Linked DNA regions of Homo sapiens: regions 1 and 2 are each linked to region 3. The links are chromatin contacts, found by Hi-C or POLR2A ChIA-PET in ENCODE. All regions are on one chromosome and are shown on one strand. Each heading gives the region's core, a stretch centred on a gene start or an enhancer-like site at or near the end of the contact. The rest is flanking DNA. Distances are from core to core; before and after follow the strand shown. Region 1 overlaps PDZD2 (PDZ domain containing 2). Region 2 overlaps PDZD2 (PDZ domain containing 2). Region 3 holds the start of SUB1 (SUB1 regulator of transcription).

Region 1 (3,199 bases), core at 158-2,657, 590 kb before region 3:
GTGCAGTGGCGCGATCTTGGCTCGCTGCAGCCTCTGCCTCCTGGGTTCAAGCAATTCTCCTGCCTCAGCCTCCCAAATAGCTGGGACTATAGGCACACGCCACCATGTCCAGCTAATTTTTTGTATTTTTAGTAGAGAGGGGGTTTTACCATGTTGGCCAGGCTGGCCTCGAGCTCCTGACCTCTAGTGATCTGCCTGCCTCGGCCTCCCAAAGTGCCGGGATTACAGGCATGAGCCACCACACCTGGCCTGGTGTATACCACATTTTCTTTATCCAGTCAGCCATTGATAGACACTTAGGTTGATTCTGTATCTTTGCTATTGTGAATAGTGCAGGGCGGGGCCTTCTTTGTCTTTGTTTCCCGTCTTAGCTCAGTGCCTTGTAGGTATTTATTAATCAAGGCCCCAAGAATACTAGTCCTGGGAGATGGGACCCTGAAGTTCCTGCCTCAGTTCTGCCATCCCCAGCACTGTGGCCTTCAGGTTGCTGCGGCCTTTCTCTGGCCTTCTGTTTTCTCACCTATAAACTGAGCATTTTGGTCTGATGACTAAGGGACTTCCAGCTCTGACATTATGCTCACCCATTTCTTACTGATCATTCTGAATAAGAAGGGGTAAGCAAACGGTTTCAGAAAAGGTTTGCAACTAGCGCCGGAGTATTTACGGCAGCAAGATTCTGGTTGGATTGTGTCTTCTCACATATGGGGCAAAGTTGCTGTTATAAAGTTTTATTTTTGGTTCCAGCAGTAATGAGGTCATTTAAATGCTGTGAGACAGCTCCCTTTAATGTACCGCTCCTGTTTTGGTAAATAAATCCCTTCGTTGGCTTCAGTGAAGGGATACATGTGTGAACTCACGCAGTAATTGGCAGTTTACAGGAAAGGGTAACACTCCAACAACATTAGTGCAGAAGTCCATAGCATCCAGTTTTTCAGGGTTTGGCTTTTTCTCAATAGGCTGACAAAGTCTTGTTGCCCTTTAAGCTAATGTAAAAGAAAACAAATGCCCAAACCATCTGTCTAGACAGGGTCTGTTGCAGAACTCGGTCTCTCCAACTGGACCAGGGTTCACACAATGAACACTGGCAAACAGACAGATCTCCCATCTGTGTGAGCTTCTTAACCTCAGTCGCAAGGACCATCATGGAACTGTAAGATTAGCGGATAAACATTCTATATTTGTTCATTCAGTGCTATTTATGGGATATTATAATGTGGTAGACACTGTTCTAATTGCTAGAGAACTAGTTGGTAAACAAGACAGACAAGGTTCTTATCTCACAGCATTTATAGCATACCACAAACAATAAATAAGCAAATCCACAAATCACAGTGTCAGAAGCTGATGAGTCAATGAAATAAAACAGGGTGAAGTGAAAGCTGGCCGGGCAGTGTCATGGGCAGGGGGCTGGTTGATGTTGGGTGTCAGAGCAGGAAGATCTCAGTAAAGAGGCGATGTTTGAGCTGAGGATTGAGTGTCAGAAAAGGGCAGCCCTGCATAATCCGGGGCAGAATGTTCCCAGGGAAGAACCAGCAAAGCATCTGCCCTCAGGCAGGAATGACAGAGTGTTCCATGAGAAAGACACTGGGCACCAGGAGATGATTCAGGAGGTGTGGGCAGGGCTGGTTACAGAGGTTCGCATATGCCACCTTGGAGTTTGAACCTTATTCTCGGTCCTGTGGGAAGTTGTTGGAGGGCTTATGCTGAGTGCATCACAGCCTATGTTTTTTAAACCTTCCCCTTGGATGTTTGATGGAGGATAATGGATTGTAGGAGGTGAAATTTAAAAGGGAGACCAAACTGGAGGCTATTGTGGTCACCCAAGCTAAAGATGCTGGTCACTTTGACGGGGGAGGTTAGGGAGAGGAGAAGGCCAAAGTCGGTGGATCTGGCATCTATTTCGGAAGTAGACTCTACAGATGGTGCTCGTGGTTCAGATGTGGGAGATTAAACAGAAGGAATCAAAGATACTTCACGGACTTTTGGCTTGTGGATCATCTTTAGCCTGAGTAGAGGATAATGCTGTTTGCATTGAGATGGGAAAGCCAGGAGTAAGAGAGGAAAAAAGTCCAGTTTTGATTGTACTAAGGTGTATATCAGATACCCAAGTGGAATTGTTAAGGAGGCAGTTGGAAATATCCTTAATATCGTTATATTTAAGTTGGCCTGTTAGATTTTGGCCAGTACAAGTTTTAGCCTAGTAAATATCAGACACTGATTTATTTTTTACTGAACGTTGCTGTAGGCAAATACCTTTAAAACTGACAATTGTGGGCCCGGCACGGTGGCTCACGCCTGTAATCTCAGCACTTTGGGAGGCCGAGGTGGGCAGATCACCAGTGGTCAGGAGTTCAAGACCAGCCTGGCCAATATGGTGAAACCTTGTCTCTGCTAATAATACAAAAATTAGCTGAGTGGATGTGGTGGTGTGCACCTGTAATCCCAGCTACTCGGGAGGCTGAGGCAGGAGAATCACTTGAACCCAGGAGGCAGAGGTTGCAGTGAGCCAAGATTGTGCCATTGCACTTCAGCCTAGGTGACAGAGTGAGACCCTGTCTCGAAAGAAAAAAACAAAACAACAACAAAAAAAACTGCTAACATTTACTTCTTGTTGCTTGTGTCTTCCTTTGTAGTCCTCTGAACTCCCTTCATTAGATGATCAGAAATTCCAAGGTGAGGAAACTTGCATTAATTTCTTTGGACACTCCCCTCCTATCTCCTACTTTCAATTAAAAAAAAATTATGTTATCGGATAAAAGTGAAAAAGAAGGTCTGTTTCTTGAGTAGTGTAGTTGGGGGCTGTATTACAGATTAGTGATTTCTGCCCTCTGAAGCCAGTTTTATTTGTTAAGTGTTTTGCATGACTTTATTTTTAACGAGTTTTGTGGTTTGGGGCTGGGGGCAGGCAAGTGGAGTGGAAATGTGGGTGCTCTTGATGGAAAGTGTCTTGAACTCTTCTGTCAGTATATATATATATACATTTGAGCTGATATTGTATTCCCATGAACATCGTTTTGCATGTTTCTTGTCACATGTCCTACTTCTAAAAGTATTTAAAAATTAGAAAGGAATGTACCTAGTATTGTCACATCCTTTGTTAACCATACTTACATGTTTTGTTTAACAAAGAGGAGGGGAAAAGGAGAAAAGAATGGTGGTGTAAACTAGTAAGGGGGATGGATAGGTTTTTACTAATTTG
Region 2 (3,157 bases), core at 613-3,112, 570 kb before region 3:
TCTCATTGCCTTCCCAGACACCAGTTCCTGTTATATAGACCAGAGCTGCTGATGCAGAAACTGCCTCATTCTCGGCACCAACCCGCAGCAGGCGGCCACACATGCCAATCCACAGCTCCCTGAGTTGTGCATTTTCTCCCCACTGTCCCAAACTGAACTTCTCTCTCTCCCCAACCTCAGCCCGGGACTTCCCAAGTAGGTCTCAGTTCACTTAGACGTTCCTTAAGCAACACTTCAGCTGGCACAGGACGTATAAAAGGTTGCTTGAAACTCAATGCCTTATGTCGGATTGCCAGAGCAAGATAGGAAAGACGAGACTGCAATGATTGCTGGTCTGAGAAAATAAGATTTACATTTGGGGGTGGTTTTTGTTTGGTTTGGTTTTATATTTAAGAAGATGAAGTGATTATTTAAGTGGGTGGAGGAAGAAAGGAGATAAGAGTAGTTACTTGGGCGAGATGAATTGCCTGGAAAACTGCTGAAGTTTGAATCCTGTGGCACACTCTCAGGGGCCTGTTCCAACTGGCTACCTGGCCTTGCTGCATTTTTATCTAAGGAGTTTGCAGTTCTCTAAGTAAACAGCTCATGTCATTTGCATAGAAAAGCTTTTTTTTTTTTTTTTTTTTGAGACAGGGTCTCACTCTGTTGCCCAGTCTGGAGTGCAATGGCACAATTATGGCTCACTGCAGCCTTGACTTCCTGGGCTCAAGAGATCCTCCCACCTCAGCCTCCTGAGTAGCTAGGATTACAGTTGCATGCCACCATGCCCAGCTAATTTCTTTGTATATTTTGTAGAGACGGGGTCTCCCTATGTTTTCTAGGCTGGTCTCAAACTCCTGGGCTCAAGCAATCCTCCCGTCTCAGCCTCCCAAAGTACTGGGATTGCAGGCGTGAGCCACGTTTCCCAGCCAGAAAAGCAAATATTGTATTTCACATGGATCCTCAAAGAGCAGTGGTCTCCATAATAGAATAGGCACACCCAGAGGAGAAGCCAGATGATCCCTTGGGGTGTGGAAGGAAAATAGTAGAATGTATGTAGGTCTTACCGTGTTTTAGATTGTTTTGTTTTATGTCTACGTTAGGCGTGCTTGATGGCTTCTCAGCCTAGAAAGACTGACATCATAGCATGGAGCATTAGGAAATACAGTTAAAAAAATTTCCTTAGTATGCAATCAACTTTATTATCGTTCTTTGGATTTGAAAAATTCTTTCAGATTTCAATGAAAATAAAATATGAATCATTGGAGCATATAATAAAGTTTCTTGGCCCTGAAGTTAATTTCTTTTATGAACATAATATGTAGAAGTCATGTAATGACTTTCTCACGGGAGGTAAGTTTCTTCCTGTCTTTGCGCATTTCATTAGTGTTCCAAGAAGGCTTCTCACCCCTGTTCCAAATTTTCCTCTTATTTGTACCACTCCTATTTGGTTAATTTCAGTTTATATGTCCTTAAGGGGTTTATGTCTGTGGTCCACAAGCTGAAATGTAAAGTAGAATATATATATATACACACATATATATATATTTTTTTAATTTAATTTTTTTTTTTTGAGACAGAGTCATCCTCTGTCACCCAGACTGGAGTACAGTGGCACAATCTCAGCTCACTGCAACCTCCACCTCCATGCCTAGCTAATTTTTGTATTTTTAGTGGAGACAAGGTTTCACCATGTTGACCAAGCTGGTCTCAAACTCCTGACCTCGTGATCCGCCTGCCTTGACCTCCCAAAGTGCTGGGATTACAGGCGTGAGCCACCACCATGCCCAGCCAAAATAGAATATATTAAGACTCAAAGGAAGATGGCTGTTCAGAAATGAAACTGAAATAAAAATTTCTTCTGCCATAGACAAAATTATGGCAATAACCACACGAAGTGGGAACAGGGTAACGTGGCTCATTTTTGCATCATGTATCTCAGGATAACTCTGTTTATGAGCTTCGCTGAGCCTCTAAGGTAACAAAAATCCTTGAGATGTGTCTTCTGAGACTGTAATGTAGATAATGTTGCTGCACTGTCAGAATCTTACTCTTAAGAGGAACAGGAGATCCTCACTTAGTTTCAGTTTCAGTTATTGTGCTGGATTATAGGCAAATGACAAAATGATCTTTTTTTTTTTCTTTTTTTTTTGAGACAGAGTCTCACTGTCACCCAGGCTGGAGTGCAGTGGCGCGATCTCGGCTCACTGCAACCTCTGCCTCCCAGGTTCAAGCGATTCTCCTGCCTCAGCCTCCCAAGTAGCTGGGACTATAGGTGCACACCACCATTCCTGGCTAATTTTTTGTATTTTTAGTAGAAACAGTGTTTCACCATGTTGGCCAGGCTGGTCTTGAACTCCTAACCTCAAGTGATCTGCCCACCTCAGCCTCCCAAAGTGCTGGGATTACAGGAGTGAGCCACTGCACCTGGCCAACAAAATGATCTTCGACGATGCATAGATGAGTTAGATAAATGGGCATTGGGTGCCGGGGGGAAAAAAACCCCACCTTACTTAAAGACTTCATGTGCATTGAAGACTTGGAATTTTTTTTTTTTTTTTTTACATTTTCCTCTTTTTAGCCACATCTTATGCAACATGGTAGCACACAGCCTGAGAAATAAAGCAAAATACAAGAGGTCAGAAGTTCCCCTGTGGAATCCAGGGCAGAAATTTCACAAAGAAATGGAGCGATTTAGGACAAACTCCTCACCCCACCCCCTACCGTTACTGTTTGCTTGCCTTGATTTTTTTTTTAATTGTTGTTGTTTTTGAGACAGCCTCGCTCTGTCACCCAGGCTGGAGTGCTGTGGCATGATCTCGGCTCACTGCAACCTCTGCCTCCCGGGTTTAAGCAATTCTCTTGTCTCAGCCTCCTGATTTCAAGCAATTCTCATGCCTCAGCCTCCCGAGTAGCTGGGATTACAGGCACCTGCCACCATGCCTGGGTGATTTTTGTATTTTTTAGTAGAGATGGGGTTTCACCATGTTGGCCAGGCTGGTCTTTAATTCCTGACCTCAAGTGATCCACCTGCCTCAGCCCCCCAAAGTGCTGGGATTATAGGCATGAGCCACCGCATCTGGCCTCCTGACAGAGACTTTCTAACTCCTCCACGCCTTCAGTAGTCTCTCCTTTCTCTGATTGCCAGTCTTACCTGTTTCTCACATTTTAGCACTTA
Region 3 (3,360 bases), core at 231-2,730:
TATGATTCTCCTGTCTTACCCTCCTGAGTAGCTGGGCACACGCCACCACGCCCGCCTAATTTTTGTGTTTTTAGTAGAGACGGGGTTTCACCATATTTGTCAGGCTGGTCTCGAACTCCTGACCTCAGGCGATCCACCCGCCTCGGCCTCCCAAAGTGCTCGGATTACAGGGGTGAGCCACCGCGCCTGATGTCAGTGTTTATTTTCATGGCTTCTTTTATTTCATTATGATGGAGAGTTTCACAACAAACTAAGGGATTAGTTTGTATTTTTGTCAGCATTTAATCCTTTAAAAGTCAGGTAATTCTAGAAAGGGACGTGTGGGGGATGCTTTCACGTTTAGTGTTCAGACTTTGATTCCATCCGCTGTGTTCTTTGCGTCTCAACCCCATTACACATTCCGCTCCCAGCTTTAATGTTTGCAGGGAATATATAACTCTCTTCTCCTATAAGGGTGGGATGGGTGGGAACCACAGGTCTAACTGCTCCATATGTAGATCCAAACACTCCTCCCTTTCTGCAACCCACTGCCCTTCCTTAGCCTCTGTGGCATCTCCGATGTGCAATTCTGAGCTTCGACAGGATTCCATCCTCTACTTTGTAAAATCCCATACCATTCCTCTACCTGAGGCAGGAAAATAGGGTCTGGAGGGAGAGAACATAAGGACAATTCACGCTTCAGCTGTAACAGGAAATATCCTCTCCATAGGGCGTTAACTTTGGTTTCCTCGTCTATAAAATGGAGAGAACAGTCATTTCTGCTTTGGAACATGCTTGTTAGGATGAGTAATGTAAATTGCCTCCTGCAGCGTCTGACACGTAGTGGGTGCTTGATAAATCTTTGTTAATAGATATGCCTTTATATTGATTCTTAGCTGTAGGAAGTATTCATTCAAATACATATTCAAATAATCTTTTAGCTATATTCCTGCTTGTATATGGATTCCTCTTGCCTTCTGTGAACTCCCTTACATCTCCAGGACTTCAATACAGGAATAAGGAGTACTCCAAAGATTTCTTGCACTTTCTGGAATTAAACGCTGTGACTTTAGCTTCCTTCCTTTGGATTTTAGGAGGCAGAGGCATGTATTGAGGTGGGTGAAGTGGGGTAGGAAGACCATTTCTGGGAAAATGGGCCAGAGTATTGATCTTTTTCATTATGACCCCTTCGCTTCATTAGAGTAAACATTTATTGAACAAACGCAAAGCTTGGCGCTTGTCACTCATGTTTTATTGGCGTTTTCCTTTTTTTTAATTTTTTTTTAAGCTATCTCCTACAGGAAGGATATTAGCTCTTTCATTCTCTCAAGGGTCAGATGTAATCTTCCAACATCTGACTTTCGCGTCACCCATTTAGGAAGAGACGCGGTCCCTTTAAGGCCCTGGAAAGGGTCTAAGTGTTGGTTTCTGTGGGGAGGCCACGCCCCATCACGTGACCGCAGCCCCAGCGCGGCGGGGCCGGCGTCTCCTGGCTGCCGTCACTTCCGGTTCTCTGTCAGTCGCGAGCGAACGACCAAGAGGGTGTTCGACTGCTAGAGCCGAGCGAAGCGTGAGTGCGCGGGACCCCCTACCCCTACTCCTCGGGGCCCCCACCCTCCCAGCCGGGCCGTGAGCTGCCTTCGGCCCTCCACTCCTCTCGCCGGCAATGGCCGCGGGAAATGGCGGCTCTGCCTTACCTCCCCCTTCCCCTCGGCGTCCCCGGCCCCCTTCTCCGTTTCTGACTCCACGCCTGACGCGCTGTGGGCCCTTCCGCGGTAGACTCCTGTCCCCGGGGAGCCGAGTCGAGGCGGCGGGCGCTGCGGCCCGGGGCGGTAGATTGAGGGCGGCCGGGGAGTGAGGAGTCGCGGGGAGAGAGTCGCGGCGTCCCCGGGACAATGCGGCGGCGGCCTGCCTAGGTGGGGCGCGTGCGGTTACCTACTCTTCCCCCGCCCCTCGCCCTGAGCGGGGCGCTCTGGAGACTGGGAGAGCGGATGCGGGCGGGAGGGGGCCGGGGGAAGAACGGCTGATGTGCAGGGGGAGGGAACGCTTCGAGAGAAGAAAATGGCGCTTGGTGCAAATCCCGCCCCTTCCCACGCCGTCTTCTCCGCACTTCGCCGCCTCCCACGCCCCCTCCGACCAACCTGTCTCCCCTCGCCCGAGCGGCTGCTAGCCACGGGGTTCTAGCGGCTTGCTGGGGCCGCGCGACCCCTTCCCTGGTCTTGTGCTTGTCACCTTCCTGTTATACCGAAGTCGTGTGCCCTTCAGTCCTGGTTCATTTTCACCTCGTTTTTTTCTGATCTTTCCCTCAATCAGCAAAGGCTGAAGATTTCGTTTCTCTTTTTAAAGTTGCGTTTTGTATAAATTCTACAATAGTGGTTTCAGTATCAGTTACTTGAATTACAAGCTGCTTCTCCCCCCACCCCCACATTGGAACAGGCTCATTAAGGTAAATATATATTTGTTAAAAGTTTAGAGGCTGGTTTTAGTTACCGTTACCTTTCTTCTCCAGTGGACTTCTTTGGGTTGAGTACCAGGTGGTTCTTTGAAAAATTCTTAGGCCCCCAGGCAGTTTTTGATAACAGACGGTAGTTATGATCGACAGTTTCAAAGTGAAAAATTATGTTCAATTTAATTACCTTTTTAAAAAATATCTTTTTGTCGTATTAATTAGCATAAAAAACTTAACTAAATTGATTTTAGAGATGAGGTTGCAAAATGGAGCAGAAACAGGAAAAACGGATAAAACGTGGTCATGAACATTGCTTTTCCCTTCTGAATTTACCCTTGAAGACATTACCAGTTAAAATCAGATTGAGCTTTTTGAATTTAATGGCTAGGATTGGGGTGGCCCACTTCTTTTTCCTTGACCTCCTATTTTGGAACATATGCAATGTCAGTGCTAATGCAAGTTTCATCTAGAGAGCTAGATTATTTATGATTTTTTTTTAAGGAGGAATTTTAAGTCTTTTTTTCTTGTATTAAACAAATACAGTGTGTGATGTGTTTATTAGGCCCTTTAACGCATACAGAAATTAGCTAATTTATGCCTAGTGTTCCATTATTGGAACGCTAAGCATGTGGGAGTTATTTATGTGCTACTGCTCAAGATCATCGCCAAGGTCTGCTTGCATAAATTCAAAAAATTGCAACCTCTGGCATAAATGGGTTAATAGGACCTAATCTCTTCTGAGATGGGGAGAGCAAAAGATATTTTGATAATCAGCGTTTTATGACCTGGTGTTATAAGTGCCTTGAATAGAGGTATCCACGTATCTTGGAATTCCTTGAAATTTGGGGCTTAGGCTTACTGATAGTTTGCTTTCTGCAAACTTGCACTCAGGCACTCAGTAAACACCCACTTGTAAGCAAGGCACTAAGTTA

Evidence for each region. Hi-C counts contacts between places; a loop is a spot of excess contacts on that map. ChIA-PET counts read pairs that join two places held with the same protein, here RNA polymerase II (POLR2A). Pooled maps may share reads with other maps.
Region 1: a map with no recorded cell type shows a loop between it and region 3 (8-fold over the local background). The contact joins the enhancer-like site here to the promoter of SUB1 in region 3. A Hi-C loop is called at or near these places in 7 of 37 single-sample maps with no recorded cell type and 3 of 50 pooled maps. POLR2A ChIA-PET finds 5 or more read pairs at or near these places in 1 of 52 experiments (activated CD4-positive, alpha-beta T cell).
Region 2: a pooled map shows a loop between it and region 3 (9-fold over the local background). The contact joins the enhancer-like site here to the promoter of SUB1 in region 3. A Hi-C loop is called at or near these places in 4 of 50 pooled maps. POLR2A ChIA-PET finds 5 or more read pairs at or near these places in 3 of 52 experiments (K562, OCI-LY7 and activated T-cell).

The regions. Positions count from the first base shown.
Region 1 is chr5:31,989,474-31,992,672 of GRCh38, forward strand. All of the region lies in intron 3 of PDZD2 (PDZ domain containing 2), which reads left to right. Among named protein-coding and RNA genes, the nearest start is that of MIR4279, 55 kb to the left of the region's middle. Within about 2 kb of position 1,408, at least 2 of the 41 ENCODE cell types and tissues checked have a DNase peak (open chromatin) inside an H3K27ac peak, as active enhancers do.
Region 2 is chr5:32,018,534-32,021,690 of GRCh38, forward strand. All of the region lies in intron 6 of PDZD2 (PDZ domain containing 2), which reads left to right. Among named protein-coding and RNA genes, the nearest start is that of MIR4279, 84 kb to the left of the region's middle. RefSeq lists enhancers at 1,812-1,861, 1,882-1,991. Within about 2 kb of position 1,863, at least 7 of the 41 ENCODE cell types and tissues checked have a DNase peak (open chromatin) inside an H3K27ac peak, as active enhancers do; they include OCI-LY7, where a contact is called at or near this core.
Region 3 is chr5:32,584,077-32,587,436 of GRCh38, forward strand. It overlaps SUB1 (SUB1 regulator of transcription), which reads left to right and starts at 1,481. Exons shown (of 5, transcript NM_006713.4): 1 at 1,481-1,549. RefSeq lists silencers at 1,655-1,754, 1,795-2,064.